Regions from separate parts of the Homo sapiens genome. Here all the other regions are linked to region 1. A link is a loop called in an ENCODE intact Hi-C map of the cell type or tissue named here. Cell type or tissue: gastrocnemius medialis. All regions are shown on one strand.

Region 1 (2,500 bases):
CCTCCAAGCCACTGGAGCTACAACTCTGGGGCCCAGGGTAATGCCTGTGCTGACTGGCTCAAGCCTGGATTCCTCCACCAATCACAGTGCCCAAGACAGTGGGATGCTGCTTGGCCAGTCAGGCTCAGCCCTGGCCCAGGGATGCTTGGGGCAGGCCTGGGGAGAGGGGAGGGAGCTGGTGGACAACAGCAGAGGAACCCAAGCTCTAAAACGAGAGGACATTAGTCAAACACCAGAAAATCAAACTCTATGGGCCTTTGCCTTAGGGCTGGGCAGCTAGGCTGGCTGGTGGCTGTGTCCTAAAATGGATCCTTCCTTTAGGATGCATCCCGGCTGGCCTGCACTTGGCACCTTACCTGATGCAGAGTGGTGATGGCTGGAGATGGAACCCCTTTGTTGTGGGCCACCTCCCCAAGGTTGACTAGGTCTTCAGAGACCCTTGGGAAACCATAGCTTTGGTTTATTTTATTTGTTTTTTTTATTTATTTAATTTTTTTTTTTGAGACAGAGTCTCATTCTGTCACCCATCCTGGAGTCCAGTGGTGCGATCTCAGCTCCCTGCAACCTCCGCCTCCCAGGTTCAAGCAATTCTCTTGCCTCAGCCTCCCAAATAGCTAGGATTACAGGCATGTGCCACCGCACCAGGCTAATTTTTGTATTTTCTTTCTAGTAGAGATGGGGTTTCACCATATTGGCCAGGCTGGTCTCAAACTCCTGCCCTCAAGTGATCCACCCGCCTCAGCCTCCCAAAGTGCTGGAATTATAGGTGTGAGCAGTGACTGCACCAGGCCACTCTGTCAATTTTATATTTATGAAGCCATCTGAGGGTAGGTTTGACTCACATCTCAGACAAACAGCCCCAGGTGAAGAAAGGGATGTGTTATGGGCAGTGGAGGCTGACATCCAGCCCACCTCTGTTCCTGATGGGCACAGCAGCCTCTCACACAGCACCAGGCAGGCACCGAGGTCCCCTGCCCATAACCTACAGCTTGCAGTGGGGGCATTTACCATGGAGCTGTTCTAGAAGGGCTCCCATTAAGTGGGGCCCCGCTCACCAGGTGGCTGCTGGGGTGGCATCCAGGGTGCCCATCAGGCCCATGTTCTGGGTGATGCCTTTTTTTTTTTTTTAACACACAGTCTCACTCGTGTCACCCAGGCTGGGGTGCAGTGGCGCGATTTCAGCTCACTGCAACCTCCGCCTCCTGGGTTCAAGCAATTCTCCTGCCTCAGCCTCCTGAGTAGCTGGGATTACAGACGCCCGCCACCATGCCTGGCTAATTTTTTTGTATTTTTAGTAAAGACGGGGTTTCACCATGTTGGCCAAGCTGGTCTTGAACTCCTGACCTTGGGTGATTCGCCAGCCTCGGCCCCTCAAAGTGCTGGGATTAGAGGCGTCAGCCACCGTGCCCGGCCCTGGGTGATGCTTTTGATGAGCACAGATTTAAGATGCGTTTAAACAGGAAGGCAGCAGCTTCCCTCTGGCAGCTGGGGACACGGGAGGAGCAGGAAGAGCAGCAATCTCCAGCCCAGCCCTGGCTCTGGAGCTCCCTCTACCCCTTGCCAGTATTAGGTGCTAGGTGCTTTTCAGGGTGCCACGGCCGTCACCATGACCCAGATCAGGAAACAGTGCTGTGTATGTGTCACTGGCACCAAAAACTTTTCTGCAGCCCTAAACCAGCATACGGAATATGCTCTCAGCTTCAAATCAGGCAAATGTGCCTTGTTTTTTTATATCTTTAAGTGACATTATCATTAAAGTGATCGTGTTGTGCTCTGGAAGGAAAGGCACTCCTTGGCCAGACACTGCCTCAGAGTCAGCAAATGCTGGCCATTTCTGGGGAGGACAGGCGGCAGCCAGGAGCTCAGGGGAACCATGCACAAAACTTATCCACAGGGCCTCATCTCAGCAATGCCAAGTTAGTGAAAGCACAGTTGAAGAACAATATTATCCGTGCAATGCCCACAAAACCATACTATATAAGATGCGCAACATTTACGAGTGCAAACATATAGCAAATAAACAGAGAGACCCCAGACTACCATCAGCAAGAGTGGCTGCAGCTGGTGAAGGGCCTGGAGCCTGGGTGGGCACAATATTAGCTCCACCATTAATACTGTTTATTCTTTCCACCACCTCCCTGGGGCAGCTGGGAGTGGAAGCCTGGCTGCACAGCGAGATGTGGTTTGATGTCTGACCTTGTTTTGGGTTTAAAGGCATCCAAGTAACTTGTCTCAGCACTTAGAAGTGCATCAGAGCCAAATGTCTCCAAAACTGGGCTCTGAGCCATAAGGAGAAAAAAGGAGGCCGCAGGCTTGGCAGGAGTGTGATGCGAGCGGAGGCTGGAATCAGCCCCTCGGGAATGCTATCTCTCTGGGGACAGGAGGAGGGCTTTCCTACAGCACCCCTCTCCCTCCAACCAACTCAGCTCCAGGGAATGAAGATAAATACTGAGCCACGCCCAAGAGAGGGAGGGAGTGGGCAGGAGGGAGTGGGCAGAGT
Region 2 (2,500 bases), 150 kb before region 1:
AGTACTGGGAAGCAGCTAAAAGAGTAGCTGGGAATGAGATGGCGCAGATCATTAACATGTCAAGATCAAGCCATTTGGATTTTATTCTGAACCCCTGACAGATTTTAAGCAGGTGAGGAGCTTGAGCTATTTGGCATTTTAGAAAGACTACTTAGGGAGTAGTGGTTGGTGGGGAGAGCAAGCCTGGAGGCAAAACAACCAGTTAGGAGGTACTGATGTTGTCAGACCCCCTCCCGCCCTCATCTCCAAAGATCTTCACAAAGTTCCCACACATGCTGATGACTTCCTGTGTGTCTGTGTTTGAGAGCATGCTCTAGCTTAGAGGGCTGGTCTTCGTAGATAAATATCCCAGCTTCCTCAAAACTCAGGAAGACATTTCTGAGGCATGCTCCCCCAAGTCTCTTGTGGAGGGATGGGATGTCCCAGTAGATTGGGCACCCATTGACAGCAGTGGTGACCTACCCATTTGCACACTTCTGTTACCTCTTCTCCTTTCCCCTCTCTCACTTCCTGGGATCACCTTCCAAACACTCTACCTTCACCAGAATCTTTGGGAGTCTACTTCTCAGGGGACCTATTTGATGCCGATGCTACCTGAGATAAGAAAGAGGACCTGAATGAAGGCAGTTTCCTGATACAAATGAGAAAGCAGGGGCAAAATAGAAAGCTGTTTAGAAGTCACAACTCACTGGCTTGCTGACCTTTGAACCAGGGCTTAGGGGGGGTCAAGAAATCCCAGTTGTCCCCACCAGGTTTGTTGTTCAGGCTCCTGGGTGGACAGTAGCAGCATTATTTAAGTGGGGAACCCTGGAGGAAGACAAGATGGAAGGAGCTGGGGCTGGACAGAAAGAAATAGGATGAGTTCCGTTATGCTTGTGTTGAATTTGAGATGCCTGTGGGACAATATCTCCTTAGCCTCAGGAGCTGGAGAAAGATACAACTAGATGAGACTGGACATGTTAGCAGGGGACTTCTTGGAGGAGGAAAAAAAAAATTTTTTTTTTTTGAGATGGAGTCTCACTCTGTCCCCAGGCTGGAGTGCATCACGTGATCTTGGCTCACTGCAACCCCTGCCTCCGGGGTTCAAGCAATTCTCCTGCCTCAGCCTCCAGAGTAGCTGGGATTACAGGCACCCGCCACCACGCCCAGCTAATTTTTATATTTTTATTAGAGACAGTGTTTCGCCATGTTGGCCAGGCTGGTCTCGAACTCCTGACATCAGGTGATACGTCTGCCTCGGCCTCCCAGAGTGCTGGGATTACAGGCGTGAGCCACCGTGCCCGGCCAGCAGGAAAAATCTAAGCAGATTTTTGAAGTTGAGGTATATGGGCTGAAGAAAAACGGAAATGACTTATGGAGTAGAAGAATGACCAGAGGGAGGTGGTCAGGGAAAAGAATGGATTCACAGAGGAAAAAAGTCAGTTTACCCGAACCAGGGAAAACTAGAGCAAATAAGTGATTGGGGTAAAATGAGCCTCGAAGGAGTTTTGTGAGCCACTTGAAGACAGGGACTATGCCATGTTCAATCTTCTGTCTCCAATACTTGTACACAAAGTTGATACTTTTTAAGTATGGTGTGACCCAAGCAAAGTATCTAAAAAAAAAATCTAATACGTATTTCTATATATCGATCTTGTATGAGTATAAATAATTAAAAATTGAAGGTTTTTAATCTGTTACCCCAAATTAGTAGTAAATTCTCCCTCCAAATTTAACTTTCTATAAAGACTTGTATCTTGCTGAGAAATGCCACATATAAGAGAACTATGTCTTACTTGTTACATCGAGGATCTAGTGACTTGTAACTATTTCAGAAAATCAAAATTCTACACTATTAATTAAACCTAGAGATAAAAACAGAATCTGCTTTGTTCTGTTCATGGAAAGTTCTTCAGCTTTAAGATCCCTAATGTCTGTGTGCCAGAGAGAGAAAATTGTACACTCGTTTTCTATTGCAAGTTCTACGATAAACACCCAGATCTGTAATAAGTGCCGTTTTACAATAAACTATGGCTAAGGAACTGTGGCTCCTTAGAGAAATGGTTGATTTCAGGACTGGGGCAAGAAAAAAGCAAGATGAACTTATGGTACCAGAAAACAAGGAAGTGCTCAAAAAATGATGGGGGCATGTCAAAGGAATAAAATAAATATCCATGAGCCCGTACTGATACAAATAAATAATTAAGTGAATAAATAAATGGGAGAGATGGTACAGATCTTCCTGACCAAAGAATTCCAACTAAAAAATGTACAAGGAATAAGGACAATGCAAAGCCATCATTAGGCAGACACCACTGTTAATAATTGTCACAGTGGGTGAAAGGATGATGAGAAACAGGACATTTACATAGTCTCAAAGTAGTCTCCTACAAGATATTTATTAATTACAAGGAGAAAAATAGTAACTTTATAGTAGAGAAACCCAGCAGACACCACCTTAAGCAAGTGAACAAGGCTAGCATCATCAGTAACAAAGTATATCAACGTCATGTACCCCACC
Region 3 (2,500 bases), 350 kb before region 1:
TCACCTTTGTTGGGACATTTTGGCCTTTCTCCATCAGCTGAATACCATCATTCTTTCTCGCGTTCTTTGTTCCATTTTCGGCAAGGAAGATGGACACTGCTGTGGTGACCCTGGCCTCTTGACAAGGAAGGCCCACTGATGTCACAGAAGCATTTCTGTTAGATATGGTTGGGCTCATTAGGCAAAAAGAGGGGTTTCTTTTTGAAAATAAAATGACATTAGGGTTTCTTTATACCCTGATCAATGCTAAGAATGAAGCTCTAATAATCCTTTAGGAATAAAAGACAATGAAAAAAGAATTCTTTTTTACATTAACCTTTTTTCCCAAGGTGTTCTTCCTCAATGTATTACCTCACCATATGACACAAAAAGTCTAGCTTCATGATTTATTATTCTGTATAGAACTGAAAGCAAGAAATATCTGTTAGCAAAATACCAACAAAAACTCAACCATTCTACTATGGGGATTGCAGTTCTCTGTTCCCGTAGCTCTTCCCAAAACGAACAAAAAACAAAATGGTACTTCCCTATTATAACTATCACAGAAAGATTAGATTTTTAGATATCGACTTCTTTGAGACGATAAAGTACAAATAATCTCTCAAGTTACTTTTCATTTTTCAAAATAAAAAATAAAAAATTAATTGGCTTTGATGTGATGAATTTAACTTTACCAATAACTGCTCCCTGGACCAATGCTTAAGTTTTGAGATTTTTTATAAGTGTACAGAGGTTGAATTTTATCAAAACTATCATGACATTAATCCAGGTAGACCACTATCTCTCCCTCAAACCTTCACTAGCAGGTGGTTTTAAAGATTGTTGCTATTGGTCTGATGGGAATTTATGGTAAATAAAATGTATGTGTCAGTTTCCTCAGGTGTGCATAATAACGGTATTTAACTCAAAAGCTTATAGTGAGCATTTGATAGGTTCATGCCTATAAACCATTTTTAAAGGTAACTGGCACTAAACTGTTAGCTATTAGCAGTCCAGTTATGACAGAATTAAAATTTAAACAGTAGTGCTGAACATTTACTGCCTCATTGTACTACTCCAGGGACAAGAAGGCAGATGACTTTCAATTATACAATCTTTTTCCAATATGATTTCCTAGATTCTGTTATATTTATCAATTTCTTGCCTCTCAGCTTTAAATTCATTCTTCAATATTTGCTCTGTGCTAATGAATGGGATTCCTTTAAGCATTTCTCCGGAACAGTGACTACATTGTTAAAATTTATCGGTAGAGGGCGATAGAGTGACATTGCAGGAGGAAGAGGGCTTCTGCTGGTTCCGGAGGCTGCACCCTTGGTCAGCAGAGCATGTGTGAAGACAACTGGTGATAGTTCCTACCATGTGGCTAAAATGTGTGCGCCCTCGGCAACCTTGCCATCCCAGTCCAGCCTAGCAACCCCCTTCCTAGAGCCCTCCCAATGTGGACATGCATATTCCAGTTGTCATCAGCAGCACACCAATGCCTTCTGTACACCTGCCCAGTTGCAGTCCAACTGCCCCCTGAAGAGGGACTTCTTGCTGGCCTAGTGAATGTGCATCACATCTGGTCTGGGCAAACCAACGACCTTCTGTGTCATCCAGTGAACAGCAATCGCACCTTCTCCAACCTCCAAGGCCTGAACCCAAGCCCTGGGGAGGTATCCAAGTTTGTCTTTCCTAAATCACTCTTCCTCAGGCCTAAGATACCTTTTAGCTTTCCATTGTACCTTGTAGTTATGTTCTTCTCATTGCTTAATAATTTTTTTTTTTCGAGACAGAGTTTTGCTTTTGTTGCCCAGGCTGGAGTGCAATGGCATGCTTTCGGCTCAGTGCAACCTCCACCTCCCAGGTTCAAGTGATTCTCCTGCCTCAGCCTCCCAAGCAGCTGGGATTACAGACATGTGCCACCATGCCCGGCTAATTTTGTATTTTTAGTAGAGATGGGGTTTCACCATGTTGGCCGGGATGATTTCGAACCCCTGACCTCAGGTGATCCACCTGCTTCCGACTCCCAAAGTGCTGGGACTACAGGCATGAGCCACTGCGCCCGGCCAATAATTCTTCATAATAAAGCTTCTCTTGTTTAAAATACTACATGTCTATAGCACCATCTCCTTGGTACTGGCCTCCTGATAGTGAATGAGTTCTCATGAGATGTGGTCAGTAAAAATTTGGCACCTCCCCCTACCCCGACTCTTGGTCCTGTCCCTGCCATGCAAGACGCCTGCTCCCTCTTTGCCTTCCGCCATGTTTGGAAGCTTCCCAAGCCTCCCCCAAAGCAGAAGCCACTACGCTTCCTGTACAGCCTGCAGGACCATGAGCCAATTAAACCTCTTTTTATAAATTACCCAGTCTCAGGTATTTCGTTACAGCAATGCGAGAATGGGCTAATACAGCAGGCTATATCTGCATGGATGCTAACTATAGCAATGTTTACATTGGAAAAAATAGGAAACAAAGTGAATGCTGCTGATGGGGAAATGGTTGGATGAATTATGTTTCA

What was found. A loop is a pair of places that touch in the nucleus more often than their neighbours do. Peaks named below come from ENCODE experiments on the same cell type or tissue, not always from the same donor. Only the 100,000 strongest peaks of a DNase experiment are listed, where the experiment ranks them.
Region 2: a loop joins it to region 1, with 18 times the contacts of the local background. A loop is called at or near these places in 34 of 110 quality-filtered maps.
Region 3: a loop joins it to region 1, with 7 times the contacts of the local background. A loop is called at or near these places in 2 of 110 quality-filtered maps.

What each region holds. Positions count from the first base shown.
Region 1 is chr15:99,408,268-99,410,767 of GRCh38, reverse strand. All of the region lies in intron 4 of LOC105371017 (a long non-coding RNA gene), which reads right to left. Among named protein-coding and RNA genes, the nearest start is that of LINC02244, 7.1 kb to the right of the region's middle. RefSeq lists an enhancer at 825-1,324. In gastrocnemius medialis, a CTCF peak has its summit at 1,551; a DNase peak (open chromatin) is centred at 1,527; H3K27ac peaks cover 576 bases.
Region 2 is chr15:99,560,223-99,562,722 of GRCh38, reverse strand. No RefSeq gene overlaps it. Among named protein-coding and RNA genes, the nearest start is that of MEF2A, 4.5 kb to the left of the region's middle. In gastrocnemius medialis, no CTCF peak of the experiment used is centred here; no DNase peak of the experiment used is centred here.
Region 3 is chr15:99,754,758-99,757,257 of GRCh38, reverse strand. No RefSeq gene overlaps it. Among named protein-coding and RNA genes, the nearest start is that of LYSMD4, 23 kb to the right of the region's middle. In gastrocnemius medialis, a CTCF peak has its summit at 1,256 (motif pointing right); a DNase peak (open chromatin) is centred at 1,308.